Linked DNA regions of Homo sapiens: region 2 is linked to region 1. A link is a loop called in an ENCODE intact Hi-C map of the cell type or tissue named here. Cell type or tissue: CD4-positive, alpha-beta T cell. All regions are shown on one strand.

Region 1 (8,000 bases):
TATCATTTCAGTCACTGTCTTCCCCCATGTTTGGATTCTGCTCTTGCATGGGGTGTCTGGCTGAACACGCAGGGGGTTTGCCAGGGTAGTTGGAGCCAATGTAAGACTGCCTCAGGAGAGCTTCATTTATTTCAGAGAAGGGCTGCATGTGCGCATTAATATTGTATGTTTTGCAGGTCATGTGTCTGTTGTAACTGTTTAACTTCATCATCATAGCATGGAAGAAGCCATTGACAATACATAAGTGGATGAGCGTGGCTCTGTTCCAATAAACCTTTATTTTAAAAAAACAGGCAGCAGGCTGGACTTGGCTCTCAGGCCATAGTTTACCAACCTTTGGCGTATTCAGCTGTCGAAGACCTTCTGTGCACCAGGCTCCACTGTCGGCACAGGGGCTGCTGCAGGGAAGGACATAGAACCAGCCCTGGCAGTTGGAATACAGCTCACTGGTATAAGCAAGCAGGTGCAGAGTAACCTGATGCCATGTAAAAGGAGTTTCTGACTTGGACTAGGCGCTGGTCATGGGTGTCTTTCTGGGAGCAGTGACATAGGAAGCTGAAAACCAAGGTCCTAGCTGTGAGCCAGGCACAGTGGGGAGTGTGGGGAACTGAAAGAAGCTTAGTGTTGCTGGAGGTGTGGCAGGCATAGAGTGGGCAGGAGGAGAGGTAAGGGATGGAGAGATGAACCAGGCCACGAGGCTGGCTGTGCAGGGAGGCTGGGCTTGATCCTGACAGCTTGGAGAGAGGGGCTGCAAAGGCTGGGCTTTGGGAGAGTGCCACACATCTGGCTGGAGGAAAGCAGGGAGGCTGTGGAAAGACTGGAGGCTATCAGAAGCTGGGGAGGATAGAGATAAAGTCGGGTTGTAGCATGTGAAATGGGCCAAGGCAAGCAGCTCAGGACTAAAACATGGGGTGATACAGTGGAACTAAACGTCTCCATGACTTTTTACATCCTGTGACCCCATACATGGGGCCCTCCTCATCCCTCAAGGTCCAACCCAAAATGTCCCCCCATTAGAGCCTCTCCTGGGGCAGAATTACAAGCTCTTTCCTCCACTGTCACGACACCATACTGGGGAATACTTGTCACAGCAGTGTTTCCCCACTGAGGCCTCAGAGTAAGTACTAATTAATGCTTGCTAAATTAAATTAAACAGCAAGGTGAATTAGCTGGGGTAGAGGTGGCTGCTAAGCCACTCTTTACAGTTGCAGAAACTGAGACTCAGAAAACTAAGCAATTTGCCTGAATGGTGCATGCAAGGATTCTGACCAGTCTGGTCATTTCTGCAGAAAAATTGGCCTTCTCTGCCTCTCTAGGCTGGAACTTTTCTTGCTTCTGCTCACAGTTCCCTAAATTATTAATCTGCAAGGCAGTTAGCGGAGCAGGAGCAAGAGGCACACTTTGCAGAAAGATAAAACAAGAGAATCAAGATGCATTTGGTTTCCAGAGTGTCCATCATCTGGTATTCCAAATGCTAACAGCGAAATTCAATCCCCTTCTAAATCCCAGCCGAGACAATGTCGCCAAGACCATCCTGCTGGGCGGCAGGGCCCTGGGCCTGGAGAAGTGCCTGAAATTCTTGGACAATCCGGATGGTGAGGCTGTCAAAGACCGTGCCCAGAGTGCTCCAGCAGCTGGGCTGGGGGAATTATTTTGGCTCCATTTATTGCAGTCTATTTTTAGAGAGCACTTCAGACAGGGGTGGGAGTTTTCTGCTGCCTCTGCCATCAACTGGGTCATGTGTACCCTATCCTCTCCCAGCTTCCTACCCCTACCCTAACCATGACAGATGCCAGATGTGGCTGTGGTCTTTGAGCAGTGCAGCCTAGTGTTCTTCTCCTTCCAGAACCCTCTATGTATAGGTACTTTTGTCCATCTTTTTTATTATGGCCTTCCTTGTGAGTGTGAGGTGGTATTGCGGTCTTGATTTACAGTTCCCTAAAGATTAGTGAGGTTGAGAGCATCTTTTCATGGGCTTATTGGCCACTTGTAGATTGTCTTTGGAGAAAAATCTACTCAGATACCTTGCCTGTTTTTAAATTGGGTTATTTGCCTTATTATTTTTGAATTGTGAGCGTTCTTTATGTACTATGGACACTAGACCCTTACTAGATACATGATTTGCAAATATTTCCCCCCATTCTGTGTCTTCATTTATTTTTAACAGAGCAAAGAAAACATGGGAAGCTGAGAAGAGGAATGTGGAGATGGGCAGTGAAGGGGCACTGGGTTCCTGCTCAGCCTCTTGCCTCGGAACCCAGGTGCTCTAAACTGGCATAAGGGGCACTGGGCTCCTGCTCAGCTTCTTGCCTGGGAACCCAGGTGCTCTAAACTGGCTTTAGGGGCTGCCCTCCTCTGCTGCAAGCTGGGCCACCTCAGCCCCCTTCCTTCACTGTCCCCCTCCAAATGAAAGATTCAGAAGGGCACAAGACAATGCCCCTGCCTTGATGGCTTCTTGCAGCTTCCTGACTCCCGTAGGCCTGCCAGCTGCCTGGCCCTCCAGGAGATGGACTTGTAGGTGGGTGGCCCAGGACAGGTGGGGTTTTGATTGTTCCATATCTGCTTGCTGTCTCCCAACCACGTCTAGGCATTCCACAGGTGTGGGCGCTGGGCACTGTATCTGCCTTCATGGAGCCCAAGGACAGATAATAAACAAGTAAACATACAAATGGAGGACTGCAAGCCATGAGCGCTCATAGTAGGAAGAGCCTGGGAGAGGAGGAAAGAGTGAGGGAAGCCGTCTCTTAGTTGGCCCAGTTAAGCTGAGCCTCAGTTTACTCATTGGTAAAATGAGGCCAGGGGTAACTCCACCTACTTCACAATGTTGCCTTGAAGGCCAACTATCACTAAAGAACTCTAAAGTGCTAATTAGTATTACTTTAAGCTTGTCATAGGTGCTTGAAGGGTGTCTCTGGGTGGAGAAAGGGTAGGGGGCTGGGTGGGCTTAGGGAGAAAGAAGCAACTTTCCATTAGATCTTCCCCCAAAAAGCCGCCAAAAGGGTGGTACCAACCTCAGGATAGGGCCCATTCCCTTCTCTGGGGCGCATCAGAGCCCCAGAACCACACGGTTCGGTCCAGGCAGGCAAAGGCCAGGTTTTATAAACTGAAGGCAAAATCGGGATAGGCAGATGTTGAGTAGGCATCAGCGGAGTAGGCTCTGGTTGGGGGTTTGGCGCTGTGCATTTGTTGTGGTTACACGCTGGAGAGGAAGACATGGCTCCCGGGAGGCGCCAGTGTTGGAGGGGCTGCGCAAAGTCCTCCTTCCAGAACAGAGGCTTCGCGCGCTGGGACCTGGATGCAGTGTCTGGGACTCCGCCCTTGCGCTCTGCACCCCGCGCCTCGGCTCGGCCCCGCCCCTGCGCGTAGCCCCGCCCCTGACGCCCCGCCCCTGACCCCCCGCCCCCTGTGCTTCTTCCGCGGCGCCGTGTGGCCACGCCTCCTGTGCTCTCTTCCCCACACGCTCCGTGCAGTCTCGCCCCCGCGCGCAGCCCCGCCCCCAGCTCGCCCTCCGGCCCCGCCCCCAGCTCGCCCTCCGGCCCCGCCCCCGCCCTGCCCCGCCCACTTCAGGGCCACATTCCTCCGGCCCGGCCTCGCGCTGCGCCAAGCGGGCGGCGGCGGAGGGGCGGGCTTGGCTGGCCTGGGGCTCGGACTTGGGGCCGGAGCCGCGGGAGCCGGCGGACGCTGGACCAGGAGCCCCGACGTGATCGCGTGGCGGGTGGTCGGGTCTCCGGGTGGCCGGGTGTCGGCCCCGGGATCCGGCGGCTCGCTGGCGGGAGTCGGCGGCCTCTGCTGGGCCTGGGTCCCGGCTCCCGGCCCGGCCCGCTCCCACTGCGGCCGCCATGTGGTGCCTGCACTGCAACTCGGAGAGGACCCAGTCCCTTCTGGAGCTAGAGCTTGACAGCGGGTGAGGGCGCGGCGCGGGGCGAGCGGCCTTCCCGGGTGCTGAGCGGTGGGCTGGCGCAGGCTGTGGGGATGCCTGTGCGGGAGTGCGGGTGACCGTCGGGACCGGGCGCCCGGCGTGCGAGAGAAAGCTGCCTGCGGGGCGGGGTGCGTCCGCCAGACTGTGGGTTTGGGTGAGAGAAGAGCAAACAGGACCCGAGTTTGTGCGTGGGAGAGAGAGACGCGCCCTTGGGACAGGAGCGCTGTGTGTGCCCTGGGAGGGTCTCAGGATGGGAGTGTGTGTGTGTGATCGAGGGCCTGTTGGAGTGCAAGTTGGTGTGGGGGTGAGTTTGAGTTTGGGGGCTTGAGAGGGAAACAGTGGGACTCGGTGTGGGTGTGAGGTGAGGGGCAGGAGGGAGAGCGGAGAGTTGGTGGGAGGGTGCCCAGCGGGTCTGTGCCTGTTTCCAACTGCAGGCAGGGCCGGAGCTGCCAGGAAGGCCTCTTGCAGGCCTGTCTATTCCAGACATTGGGCCTATGTCTGGATTGATGTGTCTGTCCTGTCTGCAAGACCCCAAGTGTGTGTGAGGGTGGATGACCCTGAACAAACAGGCGTCCCAGGTGTGTCAGCAGCTTCTGTCGGGTACTCTGCCCCTGGCAGGGCCACTTGGGGGTGCACTGGGGTGTGTGGCTGCTGTTTGTGGCAGAGTGTGGATGTGAGGGGCTTTGTGTGGTGATGCGTGTGCACCTGGTGTGGTCAGGGATGGAGTCTGGTGTGTCAGAGGGGCCAACCCTTTTCTACTTAGGGGCCTGTGGGCGGCTGTCTGAGCTTCCAAGGGCCCGTGTTTATGGAGAGAAAGGGAGAAAGGGAGTGTGTGTGTATGTGCTGGGAATATTGATTTCCTCTCTGCGATGGCCAGCACAGCTGCCCCCTGAGCTATCTGCAGGCCCTTCTGAGGAGCAGGGGGGTGGGGCTAAGGGGATTTGTTGACAAGCTGACTTGGCTTATGTCAGGCCCCCTCTGGAGGAAGCCCACCTGGAGCTGTTTGATCTTTCAGTTCAAAAATTGTGCAGCGCATGTCCAGCAGTTGCACTGAGAACATGCATATGTCTCCCTCTGCCCCTTCCTCACCCCAGAGGCCTGGAGCGCTGAGCCTGAGCCTCCAAGTGGGGTTGGGGGGCTTCTCAAGGACCCCATTGCTCCTTGCATCTGGGGTGGAGGCCAGGCATGCTGCAGCTGCAAGACCATCTGTCTGGAATCAGTGGCAGCAGTCTGGACATGGGGGTCATGTTATTCATATCCCACACACACCCGCGGCCCTCATAGTCCATCAGCTGTCCCACCTGGTATTACAATTGCTTCTTACCCTTGTGGTACCAGCATCCTCATATTGCAGGAGAGCAAATCGAGGCTGAGCATTCAGTCTTGTCAGTACTAAAGCTCTGTGGTTTATTGAGTGCCTGCTATGTACCAGTCCCTGCTCTAGGCACCAGAGACACAGCAGTGAACAAAACATGGAGTCTTTGTCCTCATGGAACCAGCAGTCTAGTGGGGAACAAGAAACCATTAGCGTGCTCTCCTGGCTGCACCTCCCGCCTCCCTCTGAGCTGAAAGTAACTGGGGAGGGGTTTCTGCCCCTCCATTAGGACCATTCCAGTTGACATGTCCAGGCCACCTCTCTTGCATACTTCTCAGTCCCACATCCCTTCTCATTAGAAGTCCCTCCGGGCATCTCATCTCAATCTTCCAGCTTCAGGGAAGCCTGCTTGGATCCTTCTGTGGTCTGGGTTGGTGATGAACAGCTGCTCCCCCAGTCTCAGAACATGAGGCAGAGGTCTTGGAGGTTGAGAAGCCTCGCTCAGGTGTAGCCCATAGTTCACGCATCAGCCTCAGAGCAGGTGGATCCCATTTGCTCTGGAGCACCTGGTATGTGGTTCCATGGGAAGCTTGGGGGAGGGGTAGAGGAAATCAACCCAGTCCTTGGCCTGTGGAGGCAGAGCTAGATGCTCCTTGGGCTGGCTCCCAGGGGCCAGAGCCCTTTAAGCTGGCCGTCTCCCCCTCTCTAAACCCGGATGGGATGCAGCACGGTCCAGAAACCTCAGGGGACCCCCCTTAGTCTGTAACGGGCCCAAGATAACCACTCCCAAGTCCAGCCATGCCACCATGCACCACTCTACAAATAACAGGCTTCTTTCCAAGAGCGTGTGTGGCACTTTGCTGTTTGAGCCTTGTGAAACACAGGACTCTTCTTATCCTCGTTTTTTTAAGGGTACACACACTAAGAGAACCCAGAGACTGGGCCAGAATATCACATGGGGAGCCTACAGGAGAACCCCAATGTTGTGATGGAGGCCTCTGGAGGCCCTGGCTAGCCCTGCTAGGATTTTCAGGCTTTCACTCAAGGAAGTCGGACTATGAACTGGTTGCGCTAATATTTACACAGCTTCAGTTCAAAAACATGGACAGGACTGACAGCTGCATAGTCAAACAGTGTGACAACTGGGCAAATAGATGTTTCTGGACAGTATTGGACAGGGTACCCAGGGCTGCAGGAGCTCAGTATATGTGTGTGTGCATGTGTGTGCATCTGTGTGTGCATACGGTTTTATCTGTCTGGACTCTGCATACTGTGGAATCTTGGTTTACCAGGATAATCTGGAATCCAGGGCAGCTTGAGACTTAAGGAAAGAAGGGCCTGGGGAGGCAAACAGATTTTGTTTCAAGTCCCAGCTCAGTTTCGTGAGTGTATGCAAGTTACCACACCCCTCCAAGCCTGTTTCCCCTTCTGTGAAAGGGAATGATAACACTGCTTCATGGAGTGCTCTGAGAATGTGGATGTCTGAAGGCCACTGCACAGCTGGCCATCCTCGGGACTCCAGTCAAATGCCATGTTTGTCCAGGTCAGCACTCTGCTCTTCCCAGGCACCAATGACCCGCTGGATTTTCTTGCTTCCTGTTTTGTAAATTTCCTTTGAATTATGATGACATGTGGAATATCCGCCCAGTAAGCACAGGGGCAAGATGATGCACAGCCCAGATGGGCTCAAACACCACCGGAGGCCTTGGGAGAGATCTCCCATGGAAGCATGTGTGTGTGTGTGTGTGTGTGTGTGTAGGGGGAGTATGCTCAAATGCTGTTGAATGTGATTTATTGTTTGTCCTCAAAAGCAAATTGTAATGAGTTTAGAGGCCATTAAGGCTCTTGAAGAATTAATTGGCATGGCCTTAGAGAATCTGGCTGCTCCCACTGCATGAGCTGCTGCAGAGAGGAAATTGATGGCATTTATGGTTGAAGTATGGCATGATGCCACCTGGACCTGCCACTATCCTGGCTGCCATGGCTGTACCCTGAATTGGGCAAGTGTCCCTCCAAGTCCTGGCCCTGTGGCTAGTACCCCGATGCCTGCCTAGCATAGCGCCTGGCCTCATGGCGGACATAGCCAGTTGTCAGTGAATGAAAGCATCCATAAATGCAGGTGTTAACAAGTGCACACATGCTGTCTTGGGCTTGGAGGAGTGCGTTGTTCTCTGGAGAGATGTGTATGACCCAGGGGACACGCAGCTTTTCACTTTCCTGTGTTCCTTTATGCACACAACAAACATTTACTGAGCACCAACTTTGTACCAGGCCCTGGGCTAGATGTAGAAGCACTGAGGTTAGTAGTGTGAAATGGTACATCACAGAGCACAGGACTTGGGGATCACACAAAACCCTGACTCCACCTCTTCCTGGCTGTGTGGCCTCAGATATGTTGCCTTCCATCTCTGAGTCTTGATTTTCTCATCCATGAAATGGAGCCAAAAGAAACCCCTGGGGAGGGGGTGGGGGATGTGCAGCTTTGCCTGGTGACCAAAGCATACAGATAGATCCCCAACAAATGGTAGCTGTTATCACCATCATCATTATTACCACCTTTTCCCGTTTGTGAAATTGTTGCTGAGTTAAAATGATTCCTCACAGTTTTCTTTTTTGCTCGTTTGTGAGGTTGAAGACTGATTTCTAGAGCCTGTGTGGCTTTTTGTGAAATCTTCCTTCTTGGGGTCCCAGCTGCTCTGACTTGAATTTCTTTTTTGCCTTGTTCATAGGTACCTGCAGCTTCGCTGCTCCTTGGAGGAAATGCCC
Region 2 (8,000 bases), 160 kb after region 1:
CACCCACGAACACACATCCTTAGCTCTCTATTACTGACAAGTGTCCCACCTCCCTGGCTTGGCATTCAAGGCCCCCGCATGCCTGTCCAATCTCATTTACCATCCCATCTTGTTCCAAGTACCCCATCAGGCTCTAAATCCATCGTCTCCATCGATGCCCTGCCTTCAGGCCTAGGGGCATCTCTGCCCTGGAAATCTGTCTGAATGACAGACAGGACCACAGGCATAGGAGGAAAGAAGCTATCAAGTCCACCCCCATTGAGACATCTTGCTCCCCTGCCAGTGCCTGCCATTCCACCATCAGAGCTTTCCTCTGCTGGGTTAAAGACATTATCTCCTGAAAGCCATTCATAAAAGGGTACACGGTGGCAGTGCAGAGGTGGGGGAGCCTGACAGACCTGGCTCTAAGGCCCAGCTATGCCAATTCCTAGTTGTGTTATCTCAGGCCACTCTCTTCTCAGTATGTGTCCTTGTCTGAAACACGTGGGTAATAATTTCTGTTTTTTTAGGGTTATTGTGAGGAACACAACTAGTAGATGCTCAATAAATGACAGCAATGACTACTATCATTACTGTGGTCTGTGCAGTCACAGCGGGTGGGACTGGAGCTTGAGAAAGAGCTGGCATCAGGACAGGGGCACCAAATGTGACCGCTGTCTTTGGTTGGGGGATCCCAGGAAGGCTGTGTTCACCTCCACCCTCCAACCCCAATGATGGGCTGTCCACCAACCTTGCTCACTGAATTCACTATCCTCTGTCTCCATCTGCTCCTCATCCTCATCACTGTCGTAGTTGTAGTTGGGGTCGTGTTTTATGTATTGGAGGCAGAGGCTGGTCACGTTGGGCACGTGAGGACCCATTTCCTTGGGGCACCTGTGGGGCAGGATGAGGAATGCTTTGCTGGATCCAGCCAGGACAGGAGTGGGGGACAGGGCCCAATGGGAGTCCTGAAATTTTACTGCTTTGGGCCAGCATCCCCACCAACTTCCCAAAGGGATCCCCAGGCAACCCCACCATACATACTTCCTCAAGAAGGCCTCAAAAGCCTGGAGGCAGGACTCCCGGAGCTCATCATCATCCAGGTTGCAGAAATCCTCCACCAGGGGCACCAGGCGGTCCAGGTGAGCCCCTGCAGGGCCAGGTGGATCACTGAACCCAAGCCAGACACTCTCCCGGAGTTCCCCCAGCCCACAGCACTCAGACTGTCTATGCACCTGCAGCCCTGACCACTGTAGATTCAACTCAGAGGTTTCATAGTCAAGCAAATGTGGGTTCTAGCCCTGACTCTGCCACCCAACTGCTATGGGACCTTGGGCAGGTCACAACATTTCTTTGACCTTAGTCAGCTAATCTTCACAACAAGGATAACAGTGCCTCCTGGGCAGAGATTTTGTGAAGATAAATTATATAATGATAAATAGCTTAGGCCAGGCGCGCCTGTAATCCCAGCACTATGGGAGGCCGAGGCGGGTGGATCATGAGGTCAGGAGATCGAGACTATCCTGGCTAACAAGGTGAAACCCCGTCTCTACTAAAAATACAAAAAATTAGCCGGGCGCGGTGGCGGGCGCCTGTAGTCCCAGCTACTCAGGAGGCTGAGGCAGGAGAATGGCGTGAACCCGGGAAGCGGAGCTTGCAGTGAGCCGAGATTGCGCCACTGCAGTCCGCAGTCTGGCCTGGGCGACAGAGCGAGACTCCGTCTCAAAAAAAAAAAAAAAAAAAAAAAAATTAGCCGGGCACGGTGGCACACACCTGTAGTCCCAGCTATTCAGGAGGCTGAGGCAGGAGAATTGCTTGAACCTGGGAGGTGGAGGTTGCAGTGAGACAAGATAGCGTCACCGTACTCCAGCCTGGGGGACAGAGCGAGATTCTATCTCCAAAAAAAAAAAAAAAAAAAGATAAACAGCTTAGGCCGGGCATGGTGGCTCACACCTGTAATCCCAGCACTTTGGGAGGCCAAGGCAGATGGATCATCTGAGGTCAGGAGTTCGAGACCAGCTTGGCCAACATGGTGAAACTCCATCTCTACTAAAAATACAAAAATTAGCTGCACGTGGCAGTGCGCCCCTGTAATCCCAGCTACTTGGGAGGCTGAGGCAGAATTGCTTGAACCTGGGAGGTGGAGGTTACAGTGAGCAGAGATCGTGCCACTACACTCCAGCCTGGGAAACAGAGCAAGACACGAGACTCAGTCTCAAAAAGAAAAAAAAAAAAGAAGTTAAAAAAGCTTAGTCCAAGGTTGGGTGCAGTGGCTCACCCCTGTAATCCCAGCACTTTGGGAGGCCGAGGCGGGCAGATCATGGGATCACAAGGTCAGGGGTTCAAGACCAACCTGGCCAACCAACATAGTTAAACCCCGTCTCTACTAAAAATACAAAAATTAGCTGGGTATGGTAGCGTGCGCCTGTAGTGCCAGCTACTCAGGAGGCTGAGACAGGAGAATCACTTGAATCCGGGAGGCGGAGGTTGCGGTGAGCCGAGACTGCACCATTGCACTCCAGCCTGGGCAACAGAGCGAGACTCCGTCTCAAAAAAATAAATAAAAAAGCTTAGTCCAGGTTCTACACGAGCAGGCACTCGATAAATAGCATCTGTTATCAAAACCATTATTCATGTCCTGGCCTAATTTCCTTCACTAGGTTTAAGTCCTTGGATAGGAGAAAGGGAGGCAGGTACTGCCCTAATAGACCAGGCAAGAGGGGTTCCTGCCTGGTCTCCAGGCTTTAGAGCACTCCACTCAAGCCCTTCTCCAGCCATACCCTTCCCTACAGCATAAGAAGAGACATGCTGACCTAGAGACCCCCAACACTCCTAGACTCCATTCTGTCTGGGTATCTGGGGACCCGAGTTTCCTGCCCAATGGATCCTGACCCCTTGTCCGAGCCTGCGCAGGCCTCTTTCCTAGGTCCATGCAACCAAGGATGGCTGAGGGCTGGCTGCTGTTTGGGAGAAATGGGACAGGGTGTGGCCATGTCAGCTGGGGTTCCCCCCCCCACCCCCCGCCGTGTGCCTGCAAGGCCCCTTGCAGTGAGAGAGCCAGGGGTTGGGAGGGGCTGACCATATGCCAGTTCTATCCAAACTGTCTTGGTATAGTCAGAACTCCAAGGTGTCTGAGGATACATTCAAACCTGATTGCAGCTTTCCATTTCTAAAAAACTAATCTATAGTGACAGAAAGCAGATCAGTGGCTTCCTGGACAAGGCAGAGAGCTGGACTGCAAACGGACACAAGGAAGCTTTTGGGGGTGATGGAAAGGTTTCACGGATATACACAAAGGTCAAAACACACTGAATTGCACACTTTAAATAGTGCGGTTTATTGTATGCACATTAAATTGTTTCTTAAAAATTCAAACTTGGCTCATGGGCTGTTACTAAGATATCTTTGTCAAACTGGGAGAAGAGAACATAGTCTAACAGTTTAGTGGCATGACTTAAAATTGTAATTACCAGCCAGCCTCCACGTCTCATAAGTGATTGAACCAACCCCCTTCTCTGAACCGTCTGCACTCAGCAGGGGCTCAGGCCTGGGGGTTTGTCGAGCTCAGGGCCCGCCCTGCGCCTCTCAAGCCCTATCCGGCCCCAACCTCTGCGTTTCAGGGGCTTCAGCCGCCCGCCCCAGGCCCCACCCACCACATCAGCCCAGGCCCCGCCCCATCCTCCCTACCAAGGCAGACGGCCCACCCTTAGGCCCTGGCTGCACTGCGGCCCAAGCTCCGCCCCTTTACCGAGTCATTGGCTCACCCTAAGCTCCGCCCACCATGCCAGCCCAGGCCCCGCCCCCTGCCCCCTTACCGAGGCGGTGGCCGGCCTGGCGGCCGACGCTGCCCAAACATTGGATCAGGGTGCGGATGGCAGTCGGGCTGGTGGGCACCCGCGGGCCGGGCAGCCGGTCCAGTAGGTGGTCAGCGAGCTCGACGAAGAGGTCGGTGCTGCAGGCGGCCGCCAGGTGGCCAAGCGCTCCGACCGCCCGCTTGCGCACCGCCAGGCGCGGGCTGCTCAGCTGTGGCAGCAGACAGTGCAGGAGGCTGGCGTGGAAGGCGCCCAGCGGGACACCCAGCCTGGGGAGCACGAGGGGGCATCAGGCCGATCGCACTCCGCGGGCAACCTGGGCCAGGCTCCGCCCCTCTCCCCATTCTCTCCCGGCCTCCTTCCCAGGATTATGGCAACTCAATGGCCCTTGCAAAAGAGGTGCCCTGCAACTGTGAGGAGGAATTATTTTAATTACTTTTGTTACATGAGAGAAAGCGGAGAGAGAAAGGGACTTCTCAGCAGTGCAAAGCCTGGCTCCCAGCCTAGGGAGAAAGACCTGATAGGGGAAAGCATAGAGGATCTAGTAAGGCTGTCCCTATTTCTTGGAAGTCTAGGCCTTGCCTCAATACCATCCCCTTCTGTCCATCCTCCTCGCTGAGACCAGAGCAGTATAAAGTCTACTTCTCACCTGGTCACTCCTCTGCTTAACTCCTTCCATGGCTCCCTAGTGCCTTTGGAGATGCTGAGCTCTGGGCTCAAGACAAGAGGCAACACCAGACAATGGTTTCTGCGCACACAGCACAGCTCCTGCCTGCCTCAGCAGCTTCTATCCACACCTTCAAACGAGGCCCGTGCATTTTCTGTCCTGTAAACATCTTGAGACCTTTTCTTTCTCACTTTACAGAAACACGCTGACCTTACCCTCCCTTATTTCTATGTCCTACCCAACCCCCTCTCCTAGGTTTCATTTGTTTGCCTGTTCACCTGCTAAGTGACAGGGACTGTGCTGGAAGCCAGGGTGAACAAGACAGACTGATCCTGGGAGCTGCCCTCATGGAGTGTGTGGTTGAGTGAGTGCCTCCCAGGAGCCTCAAGTTCAACATGCCCCAGCTTGAATCCATCACCTTCCTCCCCACACACCTGCTGCTGGCTCCCGGAGTGCACCCCATCACAGCACCTCTGTCTGCCCCCGCCAGTTACTAAAGGCAGAACCCTAGGGGTCAGCCTCCAGTCCCTGCCTCCCCTGCCCACTCCAAGTCCTGTGGAGTCCCCCTCCTGAATACAACCCGAATTGCTTTCCCTATAGCAGCCTCTTAACCAGTCCCCTGCCTGTTCAATCCCCTCCCACCTACTCTCCACTGCAGAGAGAAAGATCAGGGTAGAACACACAAATACTCACCCCTGCCCCATGGCTCCTGGCCAGCCCTGCACCTCAGCTCTGCATACCCACCTCTCCACATTACAGCCTGCCCCACGACCCCTGGCAGACTCTGGGACCCCAAGTCTTCCCCTGTCTCTGCCTTCTGGACTGGGGACAGTCTCCCCTCCAGCATCCTCTTTATACCTGCCCAAACTCAGCTAAGTCCTGCCCCTCCTCGAAGGCTCAGCTCTAGCAGCACTCTCTTTTAGAAGGCTCCTCACTCCCAGCTGGACTGGGGGCTCCTCTGAGCTCCTATCAGCCCTGCTCTTATCCTTACTGTTGTGCTTACTCCATTCACAGTTTTATACATGTCTGTGAACTCCTCCCTAGAACAACCAAGACTGATCTAACCCCATGTTCCCAACACTAGGCCAGCACCTGACATTTTTCTGGCCAGAGCAGGTGTTCAAGTCATGGGAGGTTTTACTGACCGCATCATCTCTCAGAGCCTGTAAAATTGTGACAATTGAGTTCTCCTTTACGAGGCTGCTGGGATGATTAAGGAGCCCCAAGCACAGGGCCTGGTGTGCAGTAGGTGCTAGCTCTGTGATTTGAGTCCCTCCCTGTCCCCTTTTACCCACTCTTCCTCAATACCCAGGATGGCCTCCCACACCTGCTCAGCATGTCAGAGAGGATGTCCAGGGCTTCCAGCTGCACAGCCACATCCTCCTGCTGGGCAATGGCACTGGTGAGCTGGCCTGTGATCTTCCGGCACACGTTGGTGGCCAGCCCGGAGCCTGCACAGGGCACAAGGTGGGCACAGTGAGGCCCTGGCCTGGGGGAAAGGCAGCCTCCACCACTAGTCTGCCTCTGCTCTGGCTGTGTTCCTGAGCCCACATCCCCGGGAATCTTACCAGGGCTCCAGAGGTCCCAGGTTTGACCCAGAGTCTGGCCAAAGTCAAGGAGACAGCTAGGGGAGCTGCAGAGCTGATGGCCGAGCTTCTGGGTGACTTACACACACCCAAGCCCTTCTTCCTTTCCCCATTCCACTAGGGAGGCAGGGAAAGTTAAACACTTCCTTTCCTGCCTCCCTTGCTGCTGGGAGTGGCTGGGTGATCCAGCTCTTGCCAGTGAGATATAAGTGGAAGTCCTCTGGGGGTTTCTGGGAAAACGTGTGCTTTCCCTATAAAGGGAGGGGACATGGGGCAAGACTGGAACCCTGTCAACATTGAGCCACTAAATGAACTGCTACAAAAATGGAGTGGCTGATTCCTCCAGGATTGCCATGTGAGGAAAAACCACCCCTGATTTCTTTAAACTGCCGTTAGTTAGATTTCATCACTTGAGCTAAAAGCATTCCTGACACAGAACCATGAACTTAAACTGAGCTGGGCCTGAATTCTCTGCCCTGCTTACTAGCTGAGTGACCTCAGGTATGTCTCTTCAACTCTCTGAGCCTCAGTGTTTTTTTTTTGTTTTTTCGTTTGTTTTTTTACCATAAACTAGGACAAATACTAACAGTACCTAGTCCTGGGGACCTGGGTACCTGTGGCTGCAGGAGGGAGCTCCGAGAGGACGGTCTTGAGGCCAATGCCGGCAATGTCTCGCAGCTGCTCCTTGTCTGACCGCATGTTGGTGCACAGGGTGTCCACAATGGTCTCCACCTGGTACTCCTTCACTTTGACCACCAGAGGACCCAGGCTGAGCAGGGAGTGGGAAGGTGAATCCAAGGGCACAAGGTTCAGCCTGAGTCAGGCTGCCCCTTTATGTCCCCTCATGCTCCTGCGGCCACACGTGCTGAGGAAAAGGCCTCAGATCATCAGGGGAGCCCCTGTTTGGCCAGAAAGAGATACTCTCTGGCTATGCCAACATCGTTCCTGGGACCTCCCAAACCTACATTTCTTCTTGTGTTTTACGTCTCAGGAAATGGCCAAATAGTGCTCCAGAACAAGGGTTCTCAAACTTGAGGGTGCATCTGAATCCCCTGGCGGGCTTGTTTAAACAGATGGCTGGGCCCCACCTCCAGAGTTTCAGAGTCAGGAGGGCTATATCTAGGTGTGGCCTGATAGTGTGCATTTCTAGCAAGCTCCCAGTTGAGGCTGATACTGTAGGTGGTCCAGGGAGCACACTTGGAGAACCTCTGCCTTAGAGGCTTGCTTCTCAAAGTTTGGTGGTGAGTTAGCATTGGCAATGCCACTCGGGAGCTTGTTCAGGATGTGGAATCTCAGGCCTTACCCTACCCTAGATCTACTGAGCCAGGATCTGTAGCGCCACAAGGTCCCCAGGTGATTCCAATGCACAGGAAAGTGTAAAAACAGCGGCACTAGACGCCCTCGTTCTTGGCCTTAGTTGCCATCACCTGGGCCTCTAAAAAATGCCTACCTGGGCACTGCCCTCAGAGAGTCTCAGTTAATTGGTTTCAGATGTGGCCTGGAGGGGGTTGGGGGAGGGCTTTTAAAATTCCCCAGGTGATTCTAACATGCAGTCGAGGCTGACAACCTCTGCCCTACCTGAGTGGTTCTCAGACATTGGTGTGCATCAGAATGCAGATTCCAGGGTGCTATAGTCTCATCCTCTGCCCCAGCTCCCTTCCTGCTCCATCCCCTGAATCTGAATCCCTGGGCAGGGAATACAGGGTTTCAACAAGAGCTTCAGGTGACTGCAATGCACAATGGTTTTCTTTTTTCTTGATTTTTATTGAGATGAGGTCTCGCTCTGTTGCCCAGGCTGGAATACAGTGGCGTGATCATAGCCCACTGCAGCCTCAAACTCCTGGGCTCAAGCGATCCTCCTACACAGATGAGATTACATATTCAAGCCACCATGCTTGGCTAATTTCTTTTTTCAGTGTCTCGCTATGTTGCCCAGGCTGGTCTTGAACTGCTGGC

What was found. A loop is a pair of places that touch in the nucleus more often than their neighbours do. Peaks named below come from ENCODE experiments on the same cell type or tissue, not always from the same donor. Only the 100,000 strongest peaks of a DNase experiment are listed, where the experiment ranks them.
Region 2: a loop joins it to region 1, with 19 times the contacts of the local background. A loop is called at or near these places in 6 of 110 quality-filtered maps.

What each region holds. Positions count from the first base shown.
Region 1 is chr3:12,963,291-12,971,290 of GRCh38, reverse strand. All of the region lies in intron 1 of IQSEC1 (IQ motif and Sec7 domain ArfGEF 1), which reads left to right. Among named protein-coding and RNA genes, the nearest start is that of LINC02022, 82 kb to the right of the region's middle. RefSeq lists an enhancer at 3,028-3,107 and silencers at 3,258-3,677, 3,788-3,837. In CD4-positive, alpha-beta T cell, no CTCF peak of the experiment used is centred here; DNase peaks (open chromatin) are centred at 3,430, 4,529 and 4,860; H3K4me3 peaks cover 1,236 bases; H3K27ac peaks cover 202 bases.
Region 2 is chr3:12,806,119-12,814,118 of GRCh38, reverse strand. CAND2 (cullin associated and neddylation dissociated 2 (putative)) reads right to left here. Exons shown (of 15, transcript NM_001162499.2): 3 at 6,659-6,813; 4 at 5,786-5,909; 5 at 3,795-4,060; 6 at 1,024-1,129; 7 at 731-873. Among named protein-coding and RNA genes, the nearest start is that of CAND2, 13 kb to the right of the region's middle. RefSeq lists silencers at 57-237, 3,583-4,032. In CD4-positive, alpha-beta T cell, CTCF peaks have their summits at 3,733 and 3,936 (motif pointing right); a DNase peak (open chromatin) is centred at 3,708; H3K4me3 peaks cover 1,038 bases.